2 separate regions of the Mus musculus genome follow, and region 1 is linked to region 2. Evidence: chromatin loops called from intact Hi-C (ENCODE). Cell type or tissue: heart. All regions are shown on one strand. Each heading gives the region's core, and the rest is flanking DNA. Links, peaks and the distances in the headings are about the cores only.

Region 1 (15,668 bases), core at 6,812-9,311, 140 kb before region 2:
ATATTAAAAGCAGTAAGGGAGAAAGGTCAAGTAACATATAAAGGCAGGCCTATCAGAATTACACCAGACTTTTCACCAGAGACTATGAAAGCCAGAAGAGCCTGAACAGATGTTATACAGACACTAAGAGAACACAAATGCCAGCCCAGGCTACTATACCCGGCCAAACTTTCAATTACCATAGATGGAGAAACCAAAGTATTCCACGACAAAACCAAATTCACACATTATCTTTCCACGAATCCAGCCCTTCAAAGAAAAATAACAGAAAAAAACAAAAACAATACAAGGACAGAAATCATGCCCTAGAAAAAGCAAGAAAGTAATCCCTCAACAAACCGTAAAGAAGACTGCCACAAGAACAGAATGCCAAATCTAACAACAAAAATAAAAGGAAGCAACAATTACTTTTCCTTAATATCTCTTAATATCAATGAACTCAATTCCCCAATAAAAAGACATAGACTAACAGACTGGCTACACAAACAGAACCCAACATTCTGCTGCTTACAGGAAACCCATCTCAGGGAAAAAGACAGACACTACTTCAGAGTGAAAGGCTGGAAAAAATTTTTCCAAGAAAATGGTATGAAGAAACAAGCTGGAGTAGCCATTCTTATATTGAATAAAATCAACTTCCAACCCAAAGTTATCAAAAAAGACAAGGAGGGACACTTCATACTCATCAAATGTAAAATCCTCCAAGAGGAAGTTTCAATTCTGAATATCTATGCTCCAAATGCAAGGGCAGCCACATTCATTACAGACACTTTAGTAAAGCTCAAAGCACACATTGCACCTCACACAATAATAGTGGGAGACTTCAATACACCACTTTCATCAATGGATATATCGTGGAAACAGAAACTAAATAGGGACACAGTGAAACTAACAGAAGTTATGAAACAAATGGATCTGACAGATATCTACAGAACATTTTATCCTAAAACAAAAGGATATACCTTCTTCTCGGCACCTCATGGGATCTTCTCCAAAATTGACCATATAATTGGTCACAAAACAGGCCTCAACAGATACAAAAATATTGAAATTGTCCCATGCATCCTATCAGACCACCATGGACTAAGGATGATCTTCAATATCAACATAAATAACGGAAAGCCAACATTCATGTGGAAACTGAACAATACTCTCCTCAATGATACCTTGGTCAAGGAAGGAATAAAGAAAGAAATTAAAGACTTTTTAGAGTTTAATGAAAATGAAGCCACAACATACCCAAACCTATGGGACACAATGAAAGCATTTCTAAGAGGGAAACTCATAGCTCTGAGTGCCTCCAAAAAGAAACTGGAGAGAGCACACACTAGCAGCTTGACAACACATCTAAAAGCTCAAGAAAAAAAGGAAGAAAATTCACCCAAGAGGAGTAGACGGCAGGAAATAATCAAACTCAGGGTTGAAATCAACCAAGTGGAAACAAGAACTATTCAAAGAAATAACCAAACGAGGAGTTGGTTCTTTGAGAAAATCAACAAGATAGATAAACCCTTAGCTAGATTTATGAGAGAGCACAGGGACAACATCCTAATTAACAAAATCAGAAATGAAAAGGGAGACATAACAATAGATCCTGAAGAAATCCAAAACACCATCAGATCCTTCAACAAAACTGGAAAACCTGGACGAAATGGACAAGTTTCTAGATAGATACCAGGTACCAAAGTTAAATCAGGATCAAGTTAACTATCTAAACAGTCCCATATCCCCTAAAGAAATAGAAGCAGTCATTAATAGTCTCCCAGCCAAAAAAAGTCCAGGACCAGAAGGGTTTAGTGCAGAGTTCTATCAGACCTTCAAAGAAGACCTAATTCCAGTTCTGCACAAACTATTCCACAAAATAGAAGTAGAAGGAACTCTACCCAACTCATTCTATGAAGCCACAATTACTCTAATACCTAAACCACAGAAAGATCCAACAAAGATAGAGAACTTCAGACCAATTTCCCTTATGAATATGGATGCAAACATCCTCAATAAAATTCCCGCTAACTGAATCCAAGAACACATTAAAGCAATCATCCATCCTGACCAAGTAGGTTTTATTCCAGGGATGCAGGGATGGTTTAATATATGGAAATCCTTGGAATTACGCTATGAAACACTACTGAAACTGATATTTATCTCTGGGAAAGAATCATAAGATTGATTGTTTGGATTTGAACATTATATTAACTGGTACAAATGAAGATGCAGAATTAGAAGAGATGCCTTAGGTCAGATTCCAGATAAATAGGGTGACGTGATGGTTATGGGAAATAGTGTCAGACTACAATGAAAACCAATCACAAATTTTAAATTATCCAGGAGAGTATACATGAGCAACTGAGGTTAATTATATTTCTATAACATATTTGAGTGAAATTTAAGAGGAAACAGTCATTCAAAAATGGCCATGTACTTAAGAAAAGTTCAGCATCAGAATATGCAATATAAGCTTAAGAACCTTGAAAGGTTTATACAATAGACATTCATAAAAAAAATTCGGAAAGGCTCAGGGGGCTTGGCATTTGTCCACTCAGTGAAGGATGCTCATGCTATTTTGAAAATTGAGCCAAAGGCATTCACCAGTAGGTTCCTTCTGCCTGGAACCTGCCAGAATCTATGTGCACACATAAGTTCTACCAAATATAACATAGATGAAGAAGACAGAACTTCAGGTCCTCTGTAAAAGATAAATACTCTTTGTGAGTTTATGTCATTTGCTTCTTATTTGATTCATATCTCTCCAATGTTATCCAAATCTGATACTTTAGGGGCTGGAGAAATGGCTTAGCAGATAAGAGTATTGTTTTCTCTTCTAGAGGTCCTGAGTTCAATCTCCAGCAACCTCATGGTGACTCATAACCATCTATAGTGTGATCTGATTCCCTCTCTGGCATGTAGGTATACATGCAGATAGAACACTCATATACATTAAATTAATAAATAAGTAAAGTGTGAAACTTGTGTGTGTGTGTGTGTGTGTGTGTGTGTGTGTGTGTGTGTGTGTGGGTTTTCTAGACAGGGTTTCTCTGTATAGCCCTGGCTGTCCTGGAACTCACTTTGTAGACCAGGCTGACCTCGAACTCAGAAATCCACCTGCCCCTGCCTCCGGGGTGCTGGGATTGAAGGCGTGTGCCACCACTCCCAGCTTAAAGTGTGAAACTTAAAGATGAAAGAGAAAGCATTTCTCTCAGTCCCACCACAACCCACCCCCAGATGTGTACAACATATTTGTTTTCCAAATAAGTCTGGTATCCTAGTAATTCATAGGTTTGCAGTCTGCAGGGGTTCCAAGAGGGCAACACATATAATCCTTTATCTGACATGCTTCCCTCTGAAATTTATGTTGTTCTGAAAGACCCCGAGAGGAGACCCTCACTCAAGCCTCGGGATAATAGCGGACTCCCAAGAACTCATGAGAAACCAAACTTGATGCAAACCACATGAGGCTTTATTTGGATAAAGCCAGAGCTCTGGGGATGACTCTTATCCCACGCAGGGGTAGAGGAGTCTCCCTGCTGGGGAGATTTTCCGACTCTATCCCAGCAACCAATATCACAAACACCTGGCAGTGAGGTGCAGCAGTGGGCACACACCTGGGTTCAAGGAACAGTCAGAACATTGGCAGACACACGGTTTCAAGGAGTGGCCAGAGCAATGTGCACCTCTGTTTTTCTAAATCAGTGAAGCTAGTTCTGCTAACAATGAAATCTATTTTGCCAATTTCAGGGCTTCTATGACCTTTTTTTTTTTTCTGTCAGCATCATTCAGTTCAAGTATATATTTTTCAGAATATTTCCAGAACATAAAAGAGACATATGTTTTAGATGGGATATAACAAAGTTTTATTGAGAAATGTAAACTGATATTCCTGCTGAAAGGGAAATCACAATAAATTACTAGGAGATTAGTCTGGATTTTAACTTACTGTCAGATGACTGAATTTGTTAAAAGTATTCAGTTCACAACAGATGGGAAGGTTCAAACTGTTTACATTTTTAAGTAAACCACTCTTTCAGAATTTGCATGTACTGAGAATTAATCATGCTATTTAATTACATTAATTAATGTAATAAAATGCTGTTAATTAGCTTTTATCATAGTAATTTAGTACAAAGTTCCCACACAGAAATCACATGATTTCAGAGTAGAACAGAGATTTTTTTTAAGTAAACTAGAGGAGGAAGCTTATTATGTAGTTAAATATTAGAAAATTCGTACACTTTCATTTTCTTTTTATTCTTTTTTTAATTGGCTATTTTATTTATTTACATTTCAAATGTTATCCCCCTTCCCAATTCCTATCCACAAACTCCCTCTCTCCTCAGCCCTCCCTATGCCTCTATGAAGGTGCTTCCCTACTTGCCCGCCAACACCCCCGCTCAGCACCCCAGCATTCTCCTATGCTGGGTCATCAAGCCACCACCAGACCAAGGGGGTCCCCTCCCATTGATGGCAGTTAAACCAGTCCTTTACTACATATTCATATGGAACCATGGGCATCCATATGTGTACTTTTTGGTTGGTTGTTTTGTCCCTGGGAATATGGGGGCCTGGTTGGTTGATATTCTTGTCCTTTCTATGGGTTCGCAAACCTCTTCAGCTCCTTCAGTCCTTGCTCTAACTTCTCCATTGGGGTCCCTGAGCTTAGTCTGATGTTAGGCTGCACGCATCCACTTCTGTATTGGTCAGGCCCTTGCAGAGCTTCTCAGGGGATAGCTATACCAGGCTTCTGTCAGCAAACATTTCTTGACATGAGCAATAATAGTGTCTAGTTTTGGTGAGTGTAGATGGGATGGATCCCTAGGTGGAGAAGTCCCTGGATGGCCTTTCCTTCAGATTCTGCTCCACTCTTTATCCCTGTGTTTCCTTTTGACAGAAGGAATTCTGGATTAATATTTTTGAGGTAGGTGCTCCCATCCCTCAACAGGGGACTGTGCCTATCCACTAGTGTATTAGTCAGGGTTTAACTGCTGTGAACAGACACCTGTGGCCAAGGCAAGTCTAATGAAAAACAACAATTAATTAGGCCTGGTTTGCAGGTTCAGAGGTTCAGTCCATTATCATCAGGGTAGGAACAGAGCAGCATCCAGGCAGCCGTAGTGCAGAATTATCTGAGAATTCATCATCTTCATCTAAAGGCTGATAGTGGAAGATTGATTTCCAGGCAGCTAAGGTGAAAGTCTTAAATCCCACACCCACAGTGACACACCTATCCAACAAGGCCACACTTCCACATAGTACCACTCCCTAGGACAAGCATATTCAAACCTTGGAAACTGGAGATAGTCTCTACAGGTCCTCTCTCCACTTTGTTGGGTATTTCAGCTAATCTCCCTATTGGGTCTTGGAAACCTCTTGAGTCCCTGGCATCTGGGACTTTTTAGTGGCTACACACAATTCCCCTTCCCTCACTGCTACACACCTCCTTTCAAATTCCTGACCTTCTGAACTTCTCCCAGATCTCCTCCTGTATCTGAACTGACCCCTCTTTTCTTCCCACCTTCTCTCTCTCTTAGATCCATCTTTCCCTCTACTTCCTGAGATTATTTTCTTCCTTCTTCTGAGTATAATTATAGCATCCACACTTTGGTGTAGTCTTCCTTCTTCTTTAATTTCCTATGGTCTGTGAGTTGTACACTTTCAATTTCCTATTAAATCAAAATGGCTGGTGATAGATCACTGACAATGGCATTTAGTCTGCTGACACTGAAAAAAGCCAGTCTCTGAGGATGAACAGTAAACTACATCCTCATTATGTGTGTAGCAATTCTGTCTACAGTAATCTGTGGGATCATAACCTGCACATTTAAATCCAGCCCAGACATTCTTGCATGAGTATAAATGGGGAACATTTAGAAAAGGAGGTTTAAAAGGCCAAGTTTCAGCCTATGCTACTGGATCATTACTGAGATAATGAGGAAGAATCTTCCCTCCTATGCCGTGCTCCTGTGAAGTGGGTAAAAATGGGGATAGAATACTTCTCATCAGGGTATCCAAAAACTTAAGTCAAAGAGAGGCCCATTGGACATGCAAACTTTATATGCCCCAGTACAGGGGAACGCCAGGGCCAAAAAGGGGGAGTGGGTGGGTAGGGGAGTGGGGGTGGGTGGCTATGGGGGACTTTTGGTATAGCATTGGAAATGTAAATGAGCTAAATACCTAATACAAAATGGAAAAGAAAAAAAAAGAAAGAGAGTTCAGGGAAAAGGCAGAGAAAGCAAAATTACTATTAATCTACCAAAAAGCTGCCTGTGGTGCTTCTGATGGGGAGAGTGCTCTGTATATTGAAGAAGCTACTTCATACTAGATGTTAGTACACAGCCATCACTCATGTCCAGACCCCTGGAAAATCAGCAAGTTCAGGCTCATGCTACAACACCTTTGCCTTTCATATTTATGCTTTAAAAGACCCCAAGCATTCCCTCACTACAGGACAAAAGTCCCGAAGACTGAATAGATCATGATTCTCTTGATGATATTTAAGGCTGGATAGTCAGGATAAAGACAGGCATGTGTGATCTTTTGTATTCCAATATCTGTGTTATAAAGATGCACAATCATTTCTGGGTCATATTTTGACTGGAGACTTTGACCCACATGAAGATAGTGAGACTGCTGCCTGAATCAGGATAATTTCTCCTGTTACTGCTCAGTAATGATAATGGGCAAGTATCATTTGTAATACACAGCAAAGTCACATATTGAGTAGCAGTGTTTTGTGTTATAATATTTAAGTTTTATTACTAGCCAAATCTTTAGGCTGAGATTGTAAGAAACAGTAACAAGTGGCAGAAAAGAGCAAAATATGGAAGATCTCAAACTGAATAACAGTGTATCCTTTTAGTCTGTCCTTATTGAAAGAACCTCCATCTTCGGACAGTCAGAACTTCAAGTGACTCAGGTTTTGGGGATCAGGGTGTTAAATGTGTACCTACTGTGCTTTTTCTCTTTTTTTAAACTGAAGTTAGCAGTGTTAAAGCTGTAAAATATTATTTTTACTTCATTAATAATGTTACCAATATATTATCATTTTAATTTTACAAAATGTCTACTCCAAACTAACAAGCAATTTACAAGGAGAACACATATTGTTTTTTAATCAATCAGAACTGTTTGAATGAGTTAAAGACCTAATAGTGCTCTGACAGCAGGATATTCTATTTTACCCAAGTATATCTTTGAAATATATCATTCAAAATAGAGCTCACAAACATAGTAGTGTGTTATCATGTAGTAATGATATCTACAATTTTAAGTCATTGAATAGAAATGCATACTCTGGAGGCATATATGTAGCCTGACCTTGGGCATCTGAAGTCCCTAGGATTGTGTTAAGTGGTGATAGAAGTAGCTGTGCCCAACACTAACTGGTTCCCAGTGATTTGCATGCCCTCACTGCACTGCCTTGGGGACTTCTTCATATACCAGTTACATCCTGTGCATTGTCATTGCAGTATGGGCATGAGTACCCCTGTTCAGTTCCTTGGGCTCCTATTGCTCTGGTTTCCAGGTAAAAACTAACTAAAATGAGACTTTTACTGTTACACTGTGATTAGTATCAACTTAAATTTCAGACATGCCCTTCCTTATCATGCAAAACTATGTGGATACTTCTTACCTTTTCACCTCTAGGTGTCAAATGTGACATACAGACTACCCAGTCTTTACCCTCCCTGTCTGCATCTCTGGGAGACAGAGTCACCATCACTTGCAGGGCATGTTAGGGCATTAATTATAATTTAATCTAGTTATAGCAGAAACCAGGGAAAGCTCCAAAAAGCCTGATATACCATGCAACCAACTTGGAAGATGGGATCCCATCAAGATTCAATGGCAGTAGATCTGGGGCAGATGAAAACATAGAGAATAAATGGTTGTTAAAGATGTTTCCAGAAGTGCTATCAATGCAAAATTGATAGCACAGAGCAAAGTTTTATAAACAAAACAAAATACCAACACAACAACAGAGATCTATACTCTATTCCCTTGTGTTTTTAGAAATCATGTATAGGTAAGATCTATTTCCTGTTTGTTCATAATATCTCATTCTTCTACCTAGCTGTCTGTTCATCTCCAGTATACCCAGTCTCTTTTTATTGTTAAGCTAAGTTTTATTTATTTATTTTTAACACTTTTATGTTTTCTTGTGGATTTCACATCATATAATCCAATTACATTCATCTCACCCTCCATTCATACTGATACTTCAACCAGTTTAAACTAAGCCTCCAACAGAGAAAAAAATCTTGTCTTGTCGAACTGGATCAGACAGCAGACACTTTTGTCCATACTTCTTTGCATCCAAATTTTTATTGGAATGACTCATTGGCCTGGTACCAGGCTACATATAGCAACATTACTGGGGCTCCTATTGGATCTTTTTGTTTCCCTGTGTCATGAAGACCCTGCACTTTCAGATTTCTAGGACTGACCCCTTCAGGTACTAAATCATGTCAGTAATGGAGCAAGTCAGTGAATTAGTCATGTTGTAGTAGGCCAGTTCAAATCCCTGGAATGAGGCCTGAGAGGTATCTGAGCTAGTCAGGCCTCCAGCCTTTCCACCCTCAAGTCACTGAAGTAGGCTTGCCAGCAACCACCGCAAACAGGGCCAGCTAAACCTTGTACCTAGTTGAGGTACAGGGTCTACTCTCCTCGGTGATGCAGCTGTTGATGGACAAAGACAGTTTTCCCACTCTAATGTCCCCAGGGCAAGTTGTCTTGTCTGTCATAGATGGTGAAGGATGAAGCAGGGTAGGAATATGAAATATTTTCTGAGCTACTGACTAACAGACCTGAGGTAGGCTCAGCTCTACTGTGCTCATGACATTGGGGTTAGCTCACTTGCAACCCTCATATTCAGGGATATCTCTACTGTGCTGCCCAGGTAAGATGAAGGGCCTGCACTCTTGAGTGCCAAAGCATTTGAAGGGTAGAGCTATCGCTTCCACTCTGTTGACCTTGTGGTCAAACGTCCTGTCTGCTGTATGTTGCAAGATAATGGGTGGCAGGGGTCAGCATCTTTCCTTGCCCATGTCACCAAATGGCAGAGAAGTGGCAGGGTCAGCTTTCCTACAATAAGGTCCTTAGGTTCAGCTTGTCTGCCCCTGCAACTAGGGTCAGCTCTATTGTGCTGCCCAGGCAGGATGCAGGGCCCTCTGTTCTGAGTGATGCAGCTGGTAAGGGCTATAGCCAATTCTCCTGCTCTTATGACTCCAGGGTCAGTCTCCTGCCTGCCATAGGTGGAGAGCAGTGAAGAGGAGGTCCCATGCATGGTAGTGACATGTGCTAGTGCAAGTTCTCATAGGTTGTTTGTATACTCTGTGCCAGCACACCCAAATCTCCTGCAATGTGTGGGCCCAGGCTCTTCTGAGTACTTGGCTAGGGTCAGCATCAACTCTCCTGCTCTCATGTATCCCACCATGACTAGATGAGTGATGGAACAAGTTCTGCCCAGCCCTTGGACATCAGCATATCTCAGGGTAGCAGCTTAGACCATGGATGTTTGCCTGGATTTGGTAGTAACAGACACCTGCTGCTACAGGGCTGTGGACCCAGTCATGGCCCCCTGGTGGCAGCACAGGCCAATACTTCATCATGGTCCTAGATGTCATCACCAGCTACTCACATGAGGCTGTTCCTCATAACCCTTTAGTCTCCAGTTCTGCCTGTCTTCTTGAAGAGATCAGAATCATCTGGTTCTGACCTCATCCTGTAAGTCTTTGTTAATGCTTCATTTGTGAAATATTCATTGGGTTCAAAGTGAAATTCTAAGATAAAACTCATAGGCTGGCCAGCATCCACAGACTTCACTTTAATATCTTTCAAGTGCTTCAGAATAGGTTCATCATGTTCCTGAACCATATTACTGACCAAATCAACATTCTTAAAAACTGTCAACCAAAATTCAAGAATTCCTTTAGGGTCTTCTTTTTCTTCATCCTTCATCTCATCTTCAATCTTGCCCTTTTCTTTCATCTCCTCCGAAACTTCATTCTCCTTATCTGGTTTCCACTCATATTCTTCTTCTGTAGGTTCATAGATTGTATTAATGATCTCAAATCGCTTATCAAGTAAAGACTGATAGAGAACATCATACTTTCTCTTGAGATCATGAACTTCCTCCTAGAATTTGGCTTCTATCTGTGCCCATTTAACTTGAAAATTCTTGAGAGCATTCACTCATCTTTTGACTACCTTAGGCAAGCTTTCAATGTATCCTGTTGGTGTGTCTACTAGACCATCAAGTCCTTCCTAAACTGCTGCAAGAATCTGAGGATTTTGCATCATCTGAGCAGTTAGCTGACATGCTTTGATTTTTGTTTCTTCACCAGATTCTCCTTCTCCTTCTTTCTCCTCCTCCTTCTCCTCCTCCTCCTCCTCCTCCTCCTCCTTCTTCTTCTTCTTCTTCTTCTTCTTCTTCTTCTTCTTCTTCTTCTTCTTCTTCTTCTTCTTCTTCTTCTTCTTCTTTCTTCTTCTTCTTTCTTCTTCTTTCTTCTTCTTCTCCTCCTCCTTCTTTTTCTTTTTCAACATCTTCCAAATCTTGATCAAGTTCAGACTGTTCTTTGTTGTCAATGTCTGCCATCTTGTAAGAATTCCAAATATCGTTCCAGGAGGCTCGGACACTGAGATGGGCAGCTGGAACTGTGCAGGCAGTGGCTCAAGACACCAGCGGCGCGGCTACAGCGGCGGCTGGAGGCTGCGCTAAAAAAAAAAAAAAAGTTCTCCTTAGCTTTCTTTTTTAGTTTTTTATAATTTTTATTACATATTTTCTTCATTTACATTTCAAATGCTATTCCCAAAGCCCCCTATATCCTCCCCATCCCATGCTCCTCAACTCACCCACTCCTGTTTCCTGGCCCTGGCATTCCCCTGTACTGGGGCATATGATCTTTGCAATACCAAGGGCCTCTCCTCCCATTGATAGCCGACTAGGCCATCCTCTCCTACATATGCAGCTAGAGACACAGCTCTGGGGGGGGGGGGTACTGGTTAGTTCATAGTTAGGACACAGGGCCCCTAATGAAGGAACTAGAAAAAGTACCCAAAGAGCTAAAGGGGTCTGCAACCCTCCTTAGCTTTCTTACTTTCATTTCTGTTAGCATATGAGCTTCACCACTGTGGTAATGTTGCAACTATAGAACAACCAAAATAAAACAAAATGAAACACAACAAAATAAAACAAAAATAGCCCTCAAATCTCAAGGAATATATGAGATTATGCTTAACCGCTATGAAGAGTCCCAGTTGTCATTACAAAAACAAAACTCACACATGAAAATTCTATAACTGATCTTTTCCTCTGTAGCCAAGTATGAATAACTTTGACCTGGGAACACACATTTATTTTATACCTAATCCAATTTTTTACTTGCTAATAGTTTGATGAACATTTTCTAATAATAGAACAAAGAAATTCATGAACTGAACCATTTTTCAATTCATCAGTTGAAACAATAACAAGAATATTAAATTTAGGTGGGGAAGTCATTGCTGTAGTCTTTAGACACACTCTAAAAACATTCTTACTTCATCGTGTGATTAAGGTAGCCTACTGTTTGTTAATGAAACCCCTTCCCTGCTAGTCACAAGAACATCAGGTCAGAAAGAGTAGTGGGTAAGTAAGAATGCTTTTTACGGTATCTAAAGTTTGCCAAAGCTAAACAGTAATTAGTCTCAGGAATAATATGAATTCAGAACTCTAAGTGATACATGTTGTTGTGACTGAGGTCTTATATATTCACCTACTATATATCCTACTTTGATACGTAAATAAGCATAGTTAAGGCTGTTAAGTCTTTCTTTTTAATTAATTAAAAGTAGTCATGATTAGGAAATATATTCTATTGTTTAAAAGAAATGAATATTTTAAACTCACAAACATTTTTAAATACACAATTTTTAAACCAATATGAATTATTTCACTGAGTTAAAGATTTATAGTTACTTCTCTGTTGTATATTACCTGATAGCAAAATATTCCTTTATATGTCCTCATATATCTTTGAAATATGTAATTAAAATCAGACTTTAGGTATATTATAAATTTTTAAATAACCTCCAAATGCCACTTTAAAAGCTTTAAAAAGGAATTCATTCCCTGGAGACCTATATGTGGTCTCACATTTGTGGACATTTGTGGACACAGGGCTTCTACTAAGTGCTGAGATGAGCAAGCCTTGCAGCTGTGCCCAGCACTAAATAGTTTGCAGTGATTTGCATGCACGCACTGCACAATGGTGGGGACTTATATGACAGTTACACTCTGTGCAGCTGTCAATGCAATCAGGACTGAGAACAAACATGAGGACCCCTGCTCATTTCCTTGGGCTGCTGTTGCTCTGTTTTCTAGGTAAAAAAGGACTAAAATGTGAATTTCACTGTTACACAGTGATTAATTTTGACGGGCATTGGGGCATGTCCTCTCTTATAATGCTTAACTATGAGGGTACTTAGTATGTCTTCACTTCTAGGTGGCAGATGTGATGTCCAAATGACCCAGTCTCCATCCTCCCTGTCTGCATCTATGGGAGACATAGTCACCATGACTTGCCAGGCAAGTCAGGGCATTAGCATTGATTTAAACTGGTTTTAGCAAGTACCAGGGAAAGCTCCTAATCTCCTAATCTATGGTGCAAGCAACTTGGATAATGAAGTCACATCAAGGTTCAGTGGCAGTGGATATGGGACAGATTTCACTCTTACCATCAGCAGCCTAGGAGATGAAGATATGGTAACTTATTACTTCTACAGTATTATAAGTCTCCTCCCAGAGTGATACAAGTCATAACATAAGCCTGTGAGGAAGCAGAAGTGAGAGACCAGGATAAACCAGCTTCTCATTCTCATGGACTTGTGAAATACTTTCTCAGATGCCCAGTATTGGTTGAAAGCTCATGGAGAGTCATTGGTTTTGATAGAAGAGGCTACCCAGTCCTTACTGTACTCTTCCTTCCATTTCATTTCTAGCAGTATAGAGTACCAGTCTCTTTCTGCATTAGGTGAGTACACTACAATTCCCTGTGAGAATTCTGAGTTGTAGCACTAGTTGGGAGTCAGACAGAATAAGAAAAGCTACAGTGGATGATCCTAGAACACATTCCTTAAATAAAGAAAAAATCATTTCTAAGAGAATCAAACAGTCGAAAGATTGCTGGTTTTCTCAGAAAAAGCTACAGTGCAGATGTCAGAGAACGAGAAGGCAATCTACCATGATCCTCTACTGTGTCATGAAATTCCAGCAGTGGAAGTGAAATAACAGCTTTCATCTCTCTGTAGCATTTCACAAAGAATGTTTTTGGCTCCTGTGTCCACTGAACCATATTTAAGAATCAAACAATATTGAACCACATGTGTATGATTTTTAATCCCACCATGTGAAATGTAATATAGATTTGTGTATATGAAGTCATATAGATTAAAAGGTTGTCTTTATTATGCTTTAAGAAGTAAAAATAAAGAGTTGATATTTTAGAGCATAGTTGAGAAACAAAACGTCAACATATGTGTGATCTATTCTTTTCTCATGTTTTTAGATGTTGTATGTAAGATCTATTTCTTATCTTTTAATGATATCATTCATATATACATCAACCTGTCCATGTAGAGGACATAGAGACTTATTACAAATGAAAAAATTCAAGTCAGAATGTATACCACATTTACAGGCTTTGGATTTTCTTAGTTATGCTGTCCTTTGACATTCTACATAAATTCTAGAATGATATTTTCCACTTTAGAAGTTCCTTCAGAAACATGAATTTCATTACATTGAGTATATGTACCAGTTGGAGAAAATATAGATTTAAAAATGGTTCATATAGCTGGAAAGAATGACCAGTGATTAAAAGCCATTGTTTTTCATGGAGAGTACCTTGGATTGATTGTCAGCAACTACCTGGTGACCCACAGCTATCTAGAACTTCAGGTCCAGGAGATCACTACCTTCTACTGGCTTCTGAGTGCACCAGCCATCATGCAACATACTTAAAATTATGGAGGAAAAACACTCACTGGTGTGAAGCAGATCTCTGTCAATTCCAGGCCAGCCTGGTCTACAGAGTGAGTTCCAGTACAGTCAGGTCTACACAGAAAAACTCTGTCTTGAAAGGCCAAAATGAAAAAGAATGATTCACACTATGAAAATATTTATATTCTCTATTCATTTGTACACCCTTTAAAATACAAGGGCTATTCTGTTATACTTGGTGTATGTAGATTTGTTGACACTTCTAAATATTAATGTTGAAATGTCTTTCTTTGTAAATTTTGCTTTATTTTATGACTTTCATTATGTAATTTACTACATTTTCTGTAGCTGAGTTATTTATTATACACAAATGAAAAAAAGTAGACATTTTTGTCTCTTGTGTGATATGAGGCATCAAGTGTGCTAAGTTTTATCAGTGGATGTGATGTTTGCCTGAGCTTCATAGACATTTCGTAACAGTAAGACGTTTTTGCCACATAGCAATAGAGGACAAAAGTCATAGGTTTATTACTGTACAAGTTTGTGTGATTTTATGTTAAACCCCTAGTGTTCTGCACTTTAGATATGGTGACACATGATTTAATCATTACATTGTTAGGTTATGGTCTTCTTTTCATTCACTCGGTACTTGGGTTTTTTTTTTTTTTTTTTTTTCTTTTTTTATGTTCTTTTAGAAATGAGAATCGTTACCATGTTCCATTGTTAGTTGGAAGCTCATGTTCTGCCTTTGTTCTTTCTTTCCTTTTTGAGACACCATCTCTATATGTAGTACAGACTAGATTCACACAAAATATCCTCCTCAATAAGTGTTATGAATTCCACCATTATAAACATTTAATTCAACAATCAGCTTCTTCTTGTGCAAATTCCACATCATTTTATTGATAAAATAATTTCTATGTTTCCCAGGGGGAGTTTGACTTCACTTTCAAAAAGTCAGGGGTTGTAAAGTCTAACAGAGTCATGAATTGACTCGATGTATTTTTCGTGTTAAGATGAAGTATCCTGTTCCGCGGGATTCAGTTATCCATGGGTGCTAGGGGGACCGCAAACCTGGAAGGAGATGGGAGGAAAAGAAAGAGGAATAGGAGACCAGGAAGGGTACCTATGGAGGTCTCCTTTATTAGGCTGAGGTGCCTTCTTTTTAAAGCATACATCGTGGGGAATATGGGAGGGGTCGAGGGAGAATTATACAAAGAACAAAAAGTGGGCATCTGCTGACATGGGGGCCGAAGTCAGGCGCCAGGCAGCGGGCACTCTGGATCTTATCTCTGGAACATCGATCCTCCTTGACAGCCTTGGGGGGTCAGACTGGGCTCAGGCGTAACTCATGTCCTTGGGTGGCATGGGAACTCAGGAAGAGATAGGGAAGAGGGGACTATAATTCAGCTTTTACAGCCTCAGGTGCCAAGAAAGCAATAGGGAGGAAAGGGGGGTGATAACCAGCTCTTAGTACAAGGTCATTTGGCCTGTTAGGGAGATTGTGAAGGGCTCACTTTCTCACGGGATGGTCTCTGACAATGAAGATGAACAGTTACGGACTAGAGAAGTAGTGTTATAGTTGAAACTATAGTGTTTTCCCAAGTACCCATGTTGAAAACTCAAATTCTTAGTTCATTTGTATACCATTAGGAAACATTAGGAAGTGGAAGAAAATGAGAGACTGCACCTA
Region 2 (15,668 bases), core at 6,094-8,593:
TCTGAGCCCCATTTTTTAATGGGGTTATTTGATTTTCTGAAGTCCACCTTCTTGAGTTCTTTATATATGTTGGATATTAGTCCCCTATCTGATTTAGGATAGGTAAAGATCCTTTCCCAATCTGTTGGTGTTCTTTTTGTCTTATTGACTGTGTCTTTTGCCTTGCAGAAACTTTGGAGTTTCATTAGGTCCCATTTGTCAATTCTCGATCTTACAGCACAAGCCATTGCTGTTCTGTTCAGGAATTTTCCCCCTGTGCCCATATCTTCAAGGCTTTTCCCCACTTTCTCCTCTATAAGTTTCAGTGTCTCTGGTTTTATGTGAAGTTCCTTGATCCACTTAGATTTGACTTTAGTACAAGGAGATAAGTATGGATCGATTTGCATTCTTCTACATGATAACAACCAGTTGTGCCAGCACCAATTGTTGAAAATGCTGTCTTTCTTCCACTGGATGGTTTTGGCTTTCTTGTCGAAGATCAAGTGACCAAAGGTGTGTGGGTTCATTTCTGGGTCTTCAATTCTATTCCATTGGTCCACTTGTCTGTCTCTATACCAGTACCATGCAGTTTTGATCACAATTGCTCTGTAGTAAAGCTTTAGGTCAGGCACGGTGATTCCACCAGAGTTTCTTTTATCCTTGAGAAGAGTTTTTGCTATCCTCGGTTTTTTGTTATTCCAGATGAATTTGCAAATTGTTCCTTCTAATTCGTTGAAGATTTGAGTTGGAATTTTGATGGGGATTGCATTGAATCTGTAGATTGCTTTTGGCAAGATAGCCATTTTTACAATGTTGATCCTGCCAATCCATGAGCATGGGAGATCTTTCCATCTCCGGAGATCTTCTTTAATTTCTTTCTTCAGGGACTTGAAGATTTTATCATACAGATCTTTCACTTTCTTAGTTACAGTCACGCCGAGATATTTTATATTATTTGTGACTATTGAGATGGGTGTTGTTTCCCTAATTTCTTTCTCAGCCTGTTTATTCTTTGTGTAGAGAAAGGCCATTGACTTGTTTGAGTTAATTTTATATCCAGCTACTTCACCGAAGCTGTTTATAAGGTTTAGGAGTTCTCAGGTGGAATTTTTAGGGTCACTTATATATACAATCATATCATCTGCAAAAAGTGATATTTTGACTTGCTCTTTTCCAATTTGTATCCCCTTGATCTCCTTTTGTTGTCGAATTGCTCTGGCTAATACTTCAAGAACTATGTTGAAAAGGTAGGGAGAAAATGGGCAGCCTTGTCTAGTCCCTGATTTTAGTGGGATTGCTTCCAGCTTCTCTCCATTTACTTTGATGTTGGCTACTGGTTCGCTGTAGATTGCTTTTATCATGTTTAGGTATTGGCCTTGAATTCCTGATCTTTCCAAAACTTTTATCATGAATGGGTGTTGGATCTTGTCAAATGCTTTTTCTGCATCTAACGAGATGATCATGTGGTTTTTGTCTTTGAGTTTGTTTATATAATGGATTACATTGATGGATTTTCGTATATTAAACCATCCCTGCACCCCTGGAATAAAACCTACTTGGTCAGGATGGATGATTGCTTTAATGTGTTCTTGGATTCAGTTAGCGAGAATTTTATTAAGGATTTTTGCATCGATGTTCATCAGAAAAATTGGTCTGAAGTTCTCTATCTTTGTTGGATCTTTCTGTGGTGTAGGTATCAGAGTGATAGTGGCTTCATAAAATGAGTTGGGTAGAGTACCTTCTACTTCTATCTTGTGAAAAAGTTTGTGCAGAACTGGAATTAGATCTTTGAAGGTTTGATAGAACTCTGCACTAAACCCGTCTGGTCCTAGGCTTTTTTTGGCTGGGAGACTATTAATAACTGCTTCTATTTTTTTAGGGGATATGGGACTGTTTAGAAGGTCAACTTCATCCTGATTCAACTTTGGTACCTGGTATCTGTCCAGAAATTTGTCCATTTCATCCAGGTTTTCCAGTTTTGTTGAGTATAGCCTTTTATAGAAGGATCTGATAGTGTTTTGGATTTCTTCAGGATCTGTTGTTATGTCTCCCTTTTCAGTTCTGCTTTTGTTAATTAGGATTTTGTCCCTGTGCCCTCTAGTGAGTCTAGCTAAGGGTTTATCTATCTTGTTGATTTTCTCAAAGAACCAACTCCTTGTTTGGTTAATTCTTTGAATAGTTCTTCTTGTTTCCACTTGGTTGATTTCACCCCTGAGTTTGATTATTTCCTGCCGTCTACTCCTCTTGGGTGAATTTGCTTCCTTTTTTTCTAGAGCTTTTAGATGTGTTGTCAAGCTGCTAGTATGTGCTCTCTCCCGTTTTTTCTTGGAGGCACTCAGAGTATGAGTTTCCCTCTTAGAAATGCTTTCATTGTGTCCCAAAGTTTTGGGTACGTTGTGGCTTCATTTTCATTAAACTCTAAAAAGTCTTTAATTTCTTTCTTTATTCCTTCCTTGACCAAGGTATCATTGAGAAGAGTGTTGTTCAGTTTCCACGTAAATGTTGGCTTTCTGTTATTTATTTTGTTATTGAAGATCAGCCTTAGTGCATGGTGATCTCATAGGATACATGGGACAATTTCAATATTTTTGAATCTGTTGAGGCCTGATTTGTGACCTATTATGTGGTCAATTTTGGAGAAGGTACCATGAGGTGCTGAGAAGAAGGTATATCCTTTTGTTTTAGGATAAAATGTTCTGTAGATATCTGTCAGATCCATTTGTTTCATCACTTCTGTTAGTTTCAGTGTGTCCCTGTTTAGTTTCTGTTTCCATGATCTGTCCATTGATGAAAGTGGTGTGTTGAGGTCTCCCACTATTATTGTGTGAGGTGCAATGTGTGCTTTGCGCTTTACTAAAATTTCTTTAGTGAATGTGGCTGCCCTTGTATTTGGAGCATAGATATTCAGAATTGAGAGTTCCTCTTGGAGGATTTTACCTTTGATGAGAATGAAGTGTTCCTCCTTGTCTTTTTTGATGACTTTGGGTTGGAAGTCAATCGTATCAGATATTAGGATGGCTACTCCAGCTTGTTTCTTCATACCATTTGCTTGGAAAATTGTTTTCCAGCCTTTCATTCTGAGGTAGTGTCTATCTTTTTCTCTGAGATAAGTTTCCTGTAAGCAGCAAAATGTTGGGTCTTGTTTGTGTAGCCAGTTTGTTAGTCTATGTCTTTTTATTGGGGAGTTGAGACCATTGATGTTAAGAGATATTAAGGAAAAGTAATTGTTGCTTCCTGTTATTTTTGTTGTTAAAGTTGGCATTCTGTTCTTGTGGCTGTCTTCTTTTAGGTTTGTTGAGGGATTACCTTCTTGTTTTTTCTAGGGTGTTGTTCTCGTTCTTGTATTGTTTTTTTTTCTGTTATTATCCTTTGAAGGGCTGGATTCGTGGAGAGATAATGTGTGAATTTGGTTTTGTTGTGGAATACTTTGGTTTCTCCATCTATGGTAATTGAGAGTTTGGCTGGGTATAGTAGCCTGGGCTGCAATTTGTGTTCTCTTAGTGTCTGTATAACATCTGTGCAGGCTCTTCTGGCTTTCATAGTCTCTGGTGAAAAATCTGGTGTAATTCTGATAGGCTTGCCTTTATATGTTACTTGACCTTTTTCCCTTACTGCTTTTAGTATTCTATCTTTATTTAGTGCATTTGTTGTTCTGACTATTATGTGTCGGGAGGAATTTCTTTTCTGGTCCAGTCTATTTGGAGTTCTGTAGGCTTCTTGTATGTTCATAGGCATCTCATTCTTTAGATTTGGGAAGTTTTCTTCAATAATTTTGTTGAAGATGTTTGCTGGACCTTTGAGTTGAAAAATCTTCATTCTCATCCACTCCTATTATCCGTAGGTTTGGTCTTCTTATTGTGTCCTGGATTTCCTGGATATTTTGAGTTAGGATCTTTTTGCATTTTTCATTTTCTTTGATTGTTGTGCCGATGTTCTCTATGGAATCTTCTGCACCTGAGATTCTCTCTTCCATCTCTTGTATTCTGTTGCTGATGCTCAAATCTATGGTTCCAGATTTCTTTCCTAGAGTTTCTATCTCCAGTGTTGCCTCGCTTTGAGTTTTCTTTATTGTGTCTACTTCCCTTTTTAGGTCTAGTATGGTTTTGTTCATTTCCATCACCTGTTTGTATGTTTTTTCCTCTTTTTCTGTAAGGACTTCTACCTGTTTGATTGTGTTTTCCTGTTTTTCTTTAAGGACTTGTAACTCTTTAGCAGTGTTCTCCTGTATTTCTTTAAGTGATTTATTAAAGTCCTTCTTGATGTCCTCTACCATCATCATGAGATATGCTTTTAAATCTAGGTCTAGGTTTTCGGGTGTGTTGGGGTGCCCTGGACTGGGCGAAGTGGGAGTGCTGGGTTCTGATGATGGTGAGTGGTCTTGGTTCCTGTTAGTAAGATTCCTACGTTTACCTTTCGCCATCTGGTAATCTCTGGAGTTAGTAGTTATAGTTGACTCTGTTTAGAGATTGTTCTTCTTGTGATTCTGTTACTGTCTATCAGCAGACCTGGGAGACAGATTCTCTCCTCTGAGTTTCAGTGCTCAGAGCACTCTCTGCTGGCAAGCTCTCTTACAGTGAAGGTGAGCAGATATCTTGTATTTGGACCTCCTCCTGGCCGAAGAAGAAGGCCCAAAACAGGACCTTTCTCAGAAGCTGTGTTGCTTTGGCAGTTCTCAGAAGCTGTCACCTTCTGTGGTGCAAACTCTCACCTATGCAGACTAAATTCCTAAGTTCCTTGGATTCCGGGAACCAAGACGGCGACCGCTGCTCCTGAGGCTGAGGCCGCCTCCCAAGCCAGGCGGACACCTGTCCTCCAGTTCGGAAGGTGGCCGGCTGTCTATGGCCTGCAAAGGGTGCTGCCTCAGTGGCTCTGTGCTTCCGCCTGACCCAGAAGCTGTCGGGTTTTCTGGCGCACCCTCTCATCTCCGTTTTTTTTTTTTTTGGTTTTAAAGAGGCTATAGTGATAAAAAAAAATCCTTAAAATCAGTAAAATATTTTTATTTATTTATACATTCAATTACAAAATACTTTTTTTGTTAAAAGACAGTGATATAATTTATCCATATCTAATGGAAGGTAAAGTTAAATAGAAAAAAAAAACTATATCTTGTCGGCACAATCATCTCTTCTTTTTAATTTTTTTTAAATTTTAATTCATTTTTATACTCCATATTTCATTCCCTGTCCCCATCCACCCTCCGACTGCTCCACATCCCAAATCTCCTCGCTACCCCACGTTGTCTTCATATGGATGCCCCCACCCCACCTGGCATCTAAGCACCCTGGTGCCCCCAGTCAATTGAGGGTTTGAAGCATCATCTCTGAAGGAACACAGACAAGGCAGTCCCCTACTGTATGTGTGTTTAGGGACCTCATATCAGATGGTGTATGCTGTTTGGTGGCCCAATGCTTAAAAGATCTTGGGGGTTCAGATAGTTAAGACTGCTGGTCCTCCTACAGGGTCATCATTCTCCTCTTCTTCTTTCAGCCTTCCCTAATTCAACAACAGGGTGAGATGCTTCTTTCTATTGCTTGGGGGCAAATATCTGCATCTGACTCTTTCAATGACTTATTGGGTCTTTTGGAGGGCAGTCATGATCCATTTTTGTGAGTGCTCCTTAGCCTCAGTAATAGTGTCAGGACTTAGGACTGCCCCTTGAGCTGGATCCCACTTTGGGTCTGTTGCTAGAACTTCTTTTCCTCAGGCTGCTCTCCATTTCCATCCCTGTAATACTTTCTGACAGGAATAATTATGGGTCAGAGGTGTGACTGGTGGTTGGCAAACCCATCCCTCACTTGATGTCCTGTCTTCCCTACTGTCAGGAATTTCATCTAAGGATTATGAGTCTTGGGAGTCTCTCACCTCCAAGGTCTCTAGTGCATTCTGGGGGGGGGGGGGGGAGGTGCCCCCAACCACCTAATTCCTGATGGTGCCTGTTTACTTTCTTTCTGCTGGTCCTCAGGGCTTCAGTCTATTTCCTTACCCAATACCAGATCAGTTTCCCCTTTACCCTCTAATCCCCACTACCTGTTCACTTTTCCTAACAGGTCCCTCCCTCCCTACCACATATGGCTGATTTCTTCTCTCTCCCAAGTTAGACTTAGGCATCCTCATTTGGGCAACTCAACTTGTTGTGCTGTCCCAGTTCTGCTCACTGTATGTTCTGTGTTCTGTATTATTATTATTATTATTATTATTATTATTATTAATTGGCTAATATCTACTTATTAATGAGTACATCCCATGCATGTCCTTTTCCGTCTGAGTTACCTCAATCAGGATGATATTTTCTAGTTCTGTCCATTCGCCTGCAAAACTCAGGATGCCCTCGTTCTTAATAGCAGAACAGTATTCCACTGTGTAAATGAACCACAATTCTGTATCCATTTTTTCTGTAGTAGGACATCTAGGTTGATTCCAGTTTCTGGCTATCACACATAAGGCTCTATGAACATAATGAAACATTTGCCCCTGTGGCATGGTGTGGCATCTTTTCAGTATATTCCCAAGAGTGGTATAGGTGTGTCATCATGTAGGTCTATTTGCAATTTTATGAGGAACCTCTAGATTTATTTCCATAGTGGTGGTACCAGTTTACAATCCCATCAGCAATGGAGCAGTGTTCCTCTTTCTCCACATCCTCTCCAACATGTTTTGTCACTTGAACTTTTGATCTTAGTCACTCTGATTGATATAAGATGGAATCTCAGGGTCGTTTTGATTTGCATTTCTCTGATCACTAAGGACTTTGAACATTTCTTTAGGTGCTTCTCAGCCATTCCAGATTCCTCAGTTGTGATTTCTCAGTTTAGTTCTATACCCCATTTTTTGATTGAGTTATTTGTTTTTTTTAGGGGGGGGGATTAGCTTCTTGAGTTCTTTATATATTTTGAATATTAGTCCTCTATCAGATGTGGGCTAATATTCAAAATATTACAAAGATGTAGTTAATATTTTTTCCCAATCTGTAGGCTGCCAATTTGCCTTACTATGTCCTTTGCCTTACAGAAGCTTTCCAGTTTCATGAGGGAAACTTTACCAATTCTTGATCTTAGAGCATGAGCTATCATCGTTCTGTTTAGGTTTTCAGTCCACTTGGACTTGAGCTTTGTGCAAGGTGACAAATGTGGGTCTATTTTCATTCTTCTACATACAGACAGCCAGTTAGACCATTTATTGAAGATGCTTTCTTTTTTCTATATTTTTGGAGTGAGGAAACTCAGACCCAAAAGGACATGCATGATATTTAGTTTTATGTTGAGGACCTTGATCTACTTGGACTTAAGCTTTGTACAAGGTGAAAATATGGGTCTATTTTCATTCTTCTGCATACAGCCAGCCAGTTTGACCAGCACCATTTATTGAAAATGCTTTCTTTTTTCCATTGTATATTTTTGGTGTCTTGGTCAAAATCAAGTTTCAACTGTAAGTGTGTGGTTTTATTTCTGGGTCTTCAATTATATTCCATTGATCAACATGTCTGTCTCTATACCAATACCATGAAGTTTTTATCTCTATCAATCTGCAGTAAAGCTTCAGGTCAGTAATGGTGATTCTCCCAGCTGTTCTTTATTGTTCAGAATTGTTTTCGCTATTTTTTTTTCCTTTCCAGATGAATTTGAGAATCACTGTTTCCGTGTCTTTGAAGAATTGTGTTGGAATTTTGATAAGAAATTTGTAGATTGTCTTTGGTAGGATGACCATTTTTGCTATGGTAATTCTGCCTATCCATGAGCATGGGAGATCTCTCCATTTTCTGAGATGTTCTTCAATTACTCTTGAGAGACTTGAAGTTTCTGTCATACAGGTCTTTCAGTTTTTTAGAGTTGCCCCAAGATATTTTATACTATTTGTGGCTATTGTGAAGGGAATTGTTTCCCTAGTTTCTTTCTTAACCTGTTTATCTTTTGGATAAAGGAAGTCTATTGATTTATTTGAGTTAATTTTATATCTGGCCTCTTTGCTGAAGTTGTTCTTCAGCTGGAGAAGTTCTCTAGTAGAATTTTTGGGGTCACTTATGTATACTATCATATCTATAAGTGCAAAGAGTGATATCTTTTTACTTCTTTACCAATTTCTATACCCTTGATCTCTTTTTGTTGTCTTATTGTTCTAGGTAACACTACAGTACTATATGGTATAGATATGGGGAGAGTAGGAATCCTTGCTTTGTTACTTATTTCAGTGGGATTGCTTCGTGTATGTCTCCATTTAAGTTGATATTGGCTGTTTATTTGCAGTAAATTGATGTGTTAGTTAGGGTTTTACTGCTGTGAACAGACACAATGACTAAGGCAAGTCTTATAAAAGAAACAACATTTAATTGGGGCAAGCTTACAGGTTCAGAGATCCAGTCCATTATCAGCAAGGTGGGAGTATGGCAGCATCCAGGCAGGCATGGCGAAGGCAAAGCTGAGAGTTCTGCATCTTTATCCAAAGGCTGCAAGTGGAAGACTGACTTCCAGGTAACTAGGGTGAGGATCTTAAGCCCATACCCACAGTGACACATCTACTCCAACCAGGTCACACCTATTACAACAAGGCCACACCTCCAAATGGTGCCACTTCCTTGTCCAAGAATATACAATTCATCACAATTGATATTATTATGTTTAAGTATGGGCCTTGAAATCCTGACCTCTTCAATAATTTTAACATGAAGGAATGTTGAATTTTGTCAACTGCTTTTTCCTGCATCTATGGAGATGATCATGTGATTTTTCTTTGATTTTTTTAATATAGTGGATTACATTAATGGATTTTTGTAAATTAATCCAACCTTGCATCACTGGGATGAAGCCTACTAGATAGTAGTGAATGATGGTTTTGATGTTTTCTTGGATTTGGTTTGTAAAAATTTATTGTGTATTTTTGTATCAATATTCATAAGCAAGATTGTTCTGAAGTTCTCTTTTTTGGTTTGGTTCTTAAGTGGTTTAGATATCAGAGCCATTATGGCTTCATATAATGGCATAGGTAGTATTTCTTCTGTTTCTATTTTATAAAGTAGTTTGAGGAAAATTGGTATCAAGTGTTCTTTACAGGTCTGGTAGAATTCTGCATTAAATCCATCTGGCCCTGGGCTTTTGTTTTTGTATTTGGTTGGGAGTTTTTTAATGACTTCTTCTATATCCTTGCATGATAGAGGCCTGCTTAGACAGTTTACGTGCTCTTGATTTAAGTTTGGTATTTGCCATCTGTCTAGAAAACCATCCATTTCAACTAGATTTTCCTGTTTTGTTGAGAATATGCGTTTATATTAGGATCTAATGATTTTTTGAATTTCCTCCTTTTCAGTTGCTATGTCTCCGTTTTCATTTCTGATATTATTAATTTGGATACTGTTTCTTTGCCCTTTAGTTAGTTTGGCTGGCGTTTATCTATCTTGTTGATTCTTTCAAAGAACCAGCTTTTGGTTTTGCTGATTCTTTGTATAGTTTTCTTTGTTTCTATTTGATTTATTTCAGCCCTGAGTTTGATTATTTCCTGGCTTCTACTCCTCTTAGGTGAGTTTATTTCTTTTTGTTCTAGAGCTCTCAGTTGTGCTTTTAAGTTGTTAGTGTAAGATCTCTCCACCAGGGCATATTTTTGCTATGAACATACATCTTAGCAATGCTTTCACTTTTGTCCCATAAGTTTGGGTATGATGTGTCAACATTTTCATTAAATTCCAGGAAGCCTTTAATTTCTTTCTTTCTTTCTTGACCAAGTTATTACTGAGTAAATAGTTGTTCAGTTTCCATGTGTATGTGGGGTTTCTGTATTTTTGGCTGCTATTGAAGAACAGTCTTAGGCCACGGTGATCTGATGAGATACATGGTATTATTTCAGTCTTCTTGAATCTGTTCACGGTTGTTTTATGACCAATTATATGGTTGATTTTGGAGAAGGTATCATGAGGTTCTGAGAAGAAGGTGTATTTTCTTTTAGGGTGTAATGCTCTAGAGATATCTTTTAAATTCATTTGGTATATTACCTCTCTTAATTTCACTGTGTCTCTGTTTAGTTTCTATTTCAATGACCTCTCCAATGTTGAGAGTGGGGTATTGAAATCTCCCACGATTATTTTGTGGGGTTCAATGTGTGTTTTGAGTTTTAGTAAAGTTTCTTTTCCTCTTTTGGGTGAATTTGGGTGCTCTTGCATTTGGGGCATAAATGTTCAAAATAGAGACTTTCTCTTGATAGATTTTCCCCTTGATGAATATGAAATGTTCTTCTTCATCATGCTTGAGAACTTTTGTTTGCATGTCTACTTTATTGCATATTAGGATGTCAAGTCCTGCTCGTTTCCTGGGACCATTTGCCTGGAAGACATTTTTCCATTCTTTTACTCTGAGATAGTTCCTGTCTTTGTTGTTGAGGTGTGTTTCTTGTATTCAGCAAAATGCTGGATCTTGTTTGCAAATCCAGTCTGTTAGCTTATGTCTTTTTATAGGTGAATTGAGTCCATTAATATTGAGAGATATTAAAGAGAAATGACTTTTGGTTCCTGATATATTTGTTTTTCTAGTTAGTTTTGTGTGCTTGTGACTCTCTCCCTTTGACTGTGTTGTGAGATGCTTAATATCTTGTCCTATCTTTGGTGCAGGTGTCTTCCTTGTGTTAGAGTTTTCATTCCAGGTTTCTCTGTAGTGTTATGTTAGAAGACATATACTGCTTGAATTTAGTTTTGTCCTGGAATATTTTGTTTTCTCCATCTATGTTGATTGAGAGTTTTTCTGGGTAAAATAGCCTAGCCTGGCATTTGTGTTCTCTTAGAGTCTGTATGACCTCTGACTAGGCTTTTCTGGCCTTCATAGACTCTGTTGAGAAGTCTGATGTAATTCTTATATGTTTACCTTTGTATGTTACTTGGCCTTTTTTGCTTGTAGCTTTTAATATTCTTTCTTTACTCTGTGCATTTATTGTTTTGATAATTATGTGACAAGAAGATTATCTTTTCTGGTCCCATTTATTTTGTGTTCTATATGCTTCTTGTACTGCCGCGCCTGCAGCAGAAATGGTTGAACTCCCGAGAGTGTCCTACACTTAGGAGAGAAGCAGCCAAGGGGTTGTTTCCCACCAAGGACGACCCGTCTGCGTGCACGCGGATGAGCCCATCAGACAAAGACATACTCATTCTCTGCTGCAAACTTGGCATAGCTCTGCTTTGCCTGGGGCTATTGGGGGAAGTTGCGGTTCGTGCTCGCAGGGCTCTCACCCTTGATTCTTTTAATAACTCTTCTGTGCAAGATTACAATCTAAACAATTCGGAGAACTCGACCTTCCTCCTGGGGCAAGGACCACAGCCAACTTCCTCTTACAAGCCACACCGACTTTGTCCTTCAGAAATAGAAATAAGAATGCTTGCTAAAAATTATATTTTTACCAATAAGACCAATCCAATAGGTCGATTATTAATCATGATGTTAAGAAATGAATCTTTGTCTTTTAGCACTATATTTACTCAAATTCAAAGGTTAGAAATGGGAATAGAAAATAGAAAGAGACGCTCAACCTCAGTTGAAGAACAGGTGCAAGGACTAAGGGCCTCAGGCCTAGAAGTAAAAAGGGGAAAGAGGAGTACGCTTGTCAAAATAGGAGACAGGTGGTGGCAACCAGGGACTTATAGGGGACCTTACATCTACAGACCAACAGACGCCCCGCTACCATATACAGGAAGATACGATTTAAATTTTGATAGGTGGGTCACAGTCAACGGCTATAAAGTGTTGTACAGATCCCTCCCCTTTCGTGAAAGACTCGCCAGAGCTAGACCTCCTTGGTGTGTGTTAACTCAGGAAGAAAAAGACGACATAAAACAACAGGTACATGATTATATTTATCTAGGAACTGGAATGAACGTTTGGGGAAAGATTTTTCATTATACCAAGGAGGGGGCAGTGGCTAGACAATTAGAACACATTTCTGCAGATACTTTTGGCATGAGCTATAATGGATAACCTTTATGAGCCCAACCTTGCGGTTCCCAAGGTTTAAGTAAGTTCAGGGTCACAAACTGTTCTTAAAACAAGGATGTGAGACAAGTGGTTTCCTGACTTGGTTTGGTATCAAATGTTTTGATCTAAGCTCTGAGTGTTCTATTCTCCTATGTTCTTTTGGAACTTATCCAAGTCTTATGTAAATGCTTATGTAAACCATGATATAAAAGAGTGCTGATTTTTTGAGTAAACTTGCAACAGTCCTAACATTCACCTCTCGTGTGTTTGTGTCTGTTCGCCATCCCGTCTCCGCTCGTCACTTATCCTTCACTTTCCAGAGGGTCCCCCCGCAGACCCCGGTGACCCTCAGGTCAGCCGACTGCGGCAGCTGGCGCCCGAACAGGGACCCTCGGATAAGTGACCCTTGTCTCTATTTCTACTATTTGGTGTTCGTCTTGTATTGTCTCTTTCTTGTCTGGCTATCATCACAAGAGCGGAACGGACTCACCATAGGGAGCTGCAGTCCCGCCTACGGAGAAGAGGTAGGTTATGGTGAGCCATTGGATATGGGGGTCTCGGGCTCAAAAGGGCAGAAACTCTTTGTTTCTGTTTTACAAAGGCTCCTCTCAGAGAGGGGTCTCCATGTGAAAGAGAGTAGTGCAATAGAATTTTATCAGTTTCTAATAAAGGTTTCTCCTTGGTTTCCCGAAGAAGGAGGATTAAATTCACAAGATTGGAAGAGGGTAGGAAGAGAAATGAAGAGGTACGCAGCGGAACATGGGACAGATAGCATACCAAAACAGGCTTACCCCATTTGGCTTCAGTTGAGAGAGATACTGACAGAGCAATCAGACTTGGTTTTGCTATCCGCAGAAGCCAAATCTGTTACCGAAGAAGAATTAGAGGAAGGTTTAACCGGACTACTATCGACAAGTTCACAAGAAAAAACTTATGGGACCAGGGGAACAGCATATGCAGAAATAGATACAGAGGTAAACAAGCTGTCTGAACATATTTATGATGAACCATATGAAGAAAAGGAGAAGGCAGATAAACATGAGGAAAAGGACCATGTTAGAAAAGTAAAGAAGGTAGTACAAAGAAAAGAAATTAGTGAGGGTAAGAGAAAAGAGAAGGATCAAAAGGCCTTTTTAGCCACAGATTGGAACGATGATGACCTGTCCCCTGAGGATTGGGATGATTTAGAGGAACAAGCGGCACATTATCATGATGATGATGAGCTAATCCTTCCAGTAAAAAGGAAGGTGGTTAAGAAAAAACCTCAGGCACTCAGAAGAAAACCCCTGCCTCCGGTGGGTTTTGCAGGGGCGATGGCAGAGGCCAGGGAAAAGGGAGATTTGACTTTTACGTTTCCTGTAGTTTTTATGGGAGAAAGTGATGATGATGATACGCCTGTTTGGGAACCGTTGCCATTAAAAACCTTAAAGGAATTGCAATTGGCAGTTAAGACCATGGGACCATCTGCTCCATACACCTTACAGGTGGTAGACATGGTAGCTAGTCAATGGCTTACCCCGAGTGATTGGCACCAAACAGCCAGAGCTACCTTATCCCCTGGGGATTATGTTTTATGGAGGACTGAATATGAAGAGAAAAGTAAAGAAACAGTACAAAAAGCCGCAGGCAAGCGAAAGGGCAAGGTCTCCCTTGACATGTTACTGGGAACTGGTCAGTTTCTGTCCCCTTCTTCTCAGATCAAATTATCTAAGGATGTCTTAAAAGATGTCACCACAAATGCTGTGTTAGCATGGAGAGCAATTCCGCCTCCTGGAGTCAAGAAGACTGTATTAGCAGGGTTAAAACAGGGAAATGAAGAATCTTATGAAACCTTCATTTCAAGACTTGAGGAAGCTGTTTATAGAATGATGCCAAGAGGAGAGGGATCAGATATATTGATCAAACAATTGGCGTGGGAAAATGCAAATTCATTGTGTCAGGATCTCATCCGTCCAATACGCAAAACAGGAACTATACAGGATTATATTCGTGCTTGCCTTGACGCTTCTCCCGCAGTTGTTCAGGGTATGGCATATGCAGCAGCCATGAGAGGACAAAAGTATTCTACTTTTGTAAAGCAAACATATGGTGGGGGAAAAGGAGGTCAAGGAGCAGAAGGGCCAGTTTGTTTTTCCTGTGGTAAGACAGGACATATCAAAAAAGACTGTAAGGAGGAGAAGGGCTCCAAAAGAGCCCCTCCTGGGCTTTGTCCCAGATGTAAGAAAGGCTACCACTGGAAGAGTGAATGTAAATCTAAATTTGACAAAGATGGGAATCCACTTCCTCCCTTGGAAACTAATGCTGAAAATTCAAAAAACTTGTAAAGGGGCAGTCCCCTAGCCCCACTCAAAAGGGGGATAAAATTAAGGACTCAGGATTAAATCCTGAAGCCCCACCTTTCACAATACATGATTTGCCTCGAGCCACCCCTGGAAGTGCAGGTTTAGACCTGTCGTCCCAGAAGGATTTGATCCTCTCTCTAGAAGATGGAATATCGCTAGTACCCACCTTAGTGAAAGGTACCCTCCCTGAAGGGACCACTGGATTGATAATAGGTAGGAGTTCCAATTATAAAAAGGGACTTGAGGTTTTACCAGGGGTCATTGACTCCGATTTCCAAGGAGAAATCAAGGTTATGGTTAAGGCCGCAAAAAATGCGGTCATCATTCACAAAGGAGAAAGAATAGCACAACTACTGTTGCTGCCATATTTAAAATTGCCCAATCCTATAATCAAGGAAGAACGAGGCTCAGAAGGCTTCGGATCAACAAGTCATGTACATTGGGTGCAGGAAATAAGTGATTCTAGACCCATGCTTCATATTTACTTGAATGGAAGAAGATTCCTCGGTCTCTTAGATACCGGGGCAGATAAAACTTGCATAGCAGGTAAGGACTGGCCAGCTAATTGGCCTATTCACCAAACTGAAAATTCTCTCCAAGGTTTAGGCATGGCCTGTGGGGTGGCACGTAGTAGTCAGCCACTCCGCTGGCAACATGAGGATAAATCAGGGATTATACATCCCTTTGTGATCCCTACACTGCCCTTTACCTTGTGGGGAAGAGACATTATGAAAGAGATAAAGGTCAGGTTAATGACTGACTCACCAGATGATTCACAGGATTTATGATAGGGGCCATTGAGAGCAATCTCTTTGCAGACCAAATATCTTGGAAATCAGACCAGCCTGTATGGCTTAATCAATGGCCCCTTAGACAAGAAAAGTTACAGGCTTTACAACAGTTAGTGACAGAACAATTACAACTGGGCCACTTAGAAGAGAGCAATAGCCCTTGGAATACGCCTGTTTTTGTCATTAAAAAGAAGTCAGGAAAATGGAGGCTGTTGCAAGACCTACGTGCAGTTAATGCCACAATGCACGATATGGGAGCATTACAACCAGGCTTGCCGTCCCCTGTAGCAGTCCCTAAAGGATGGGAAATAATCATAATAGATCTACAAGATTGCTTCTTTAATATAAAACTGCATCCTGAAGATTGTAAAAGATTTGCTTTTAGTGTGCCCTCCCCTAATTTTAAGAGACCCTATCAAAGATTCCAGTGGAAAGTTTTGCCCCAGGGTATGAAAAATAGCCCTACTTTATGTCAAAAATTTGTAGATAAAGCTATATTGACTGTAAGGGATAAATATCAAGACTCATATATTGTGCATTACATGGATGACATTCTTTTGGCACACCCATCAAGATCCATTGTTGATGAAATACTTACTTCCATGATACAGGCCCTT

Evidence for each region. Hi-C counts contacts between places; a loop is a spot of excess contacts. Peaks named below come from ENCODE experiments on the same cell type or tissue, not always from the same donor. Only the 100,000 strongest peaks of a DNase experiment are listed, where the experiment ranks them.
Region 1: a loop joins it to region 2, with 14 times the contacts of the local background. A loop is called at or near these places in 2 of 42 quality-filtered maps.

The regions. Positions count from the first base shown.
Region 1 is chr6:68,093,105-68,108,772 of GRCm38, forward strand. It overlaps Igk, the pseudogene Gm5309 and the pseudogene Igkv11-118. Among named protein-coding and RNA genes, the nearest start is that of Gm24911, 300 kb to the left of the region's middle. In heart, for the core only: no CTCF peak of the experiment used is centred there; no DNase peak of the experiment used is centred there.
Region 2 is chr6:68,231,426-68,247,093 of GRCm38, forward strand. It overlaps Igk. Among named protein-coding and RNA genes, the nearest start is that of Gm25833, 290 kb to the right of the region's middle. In heart, for the core only: no CTCF peak of the experiment used is centred there; no DNase peak of the experiment used is centred there.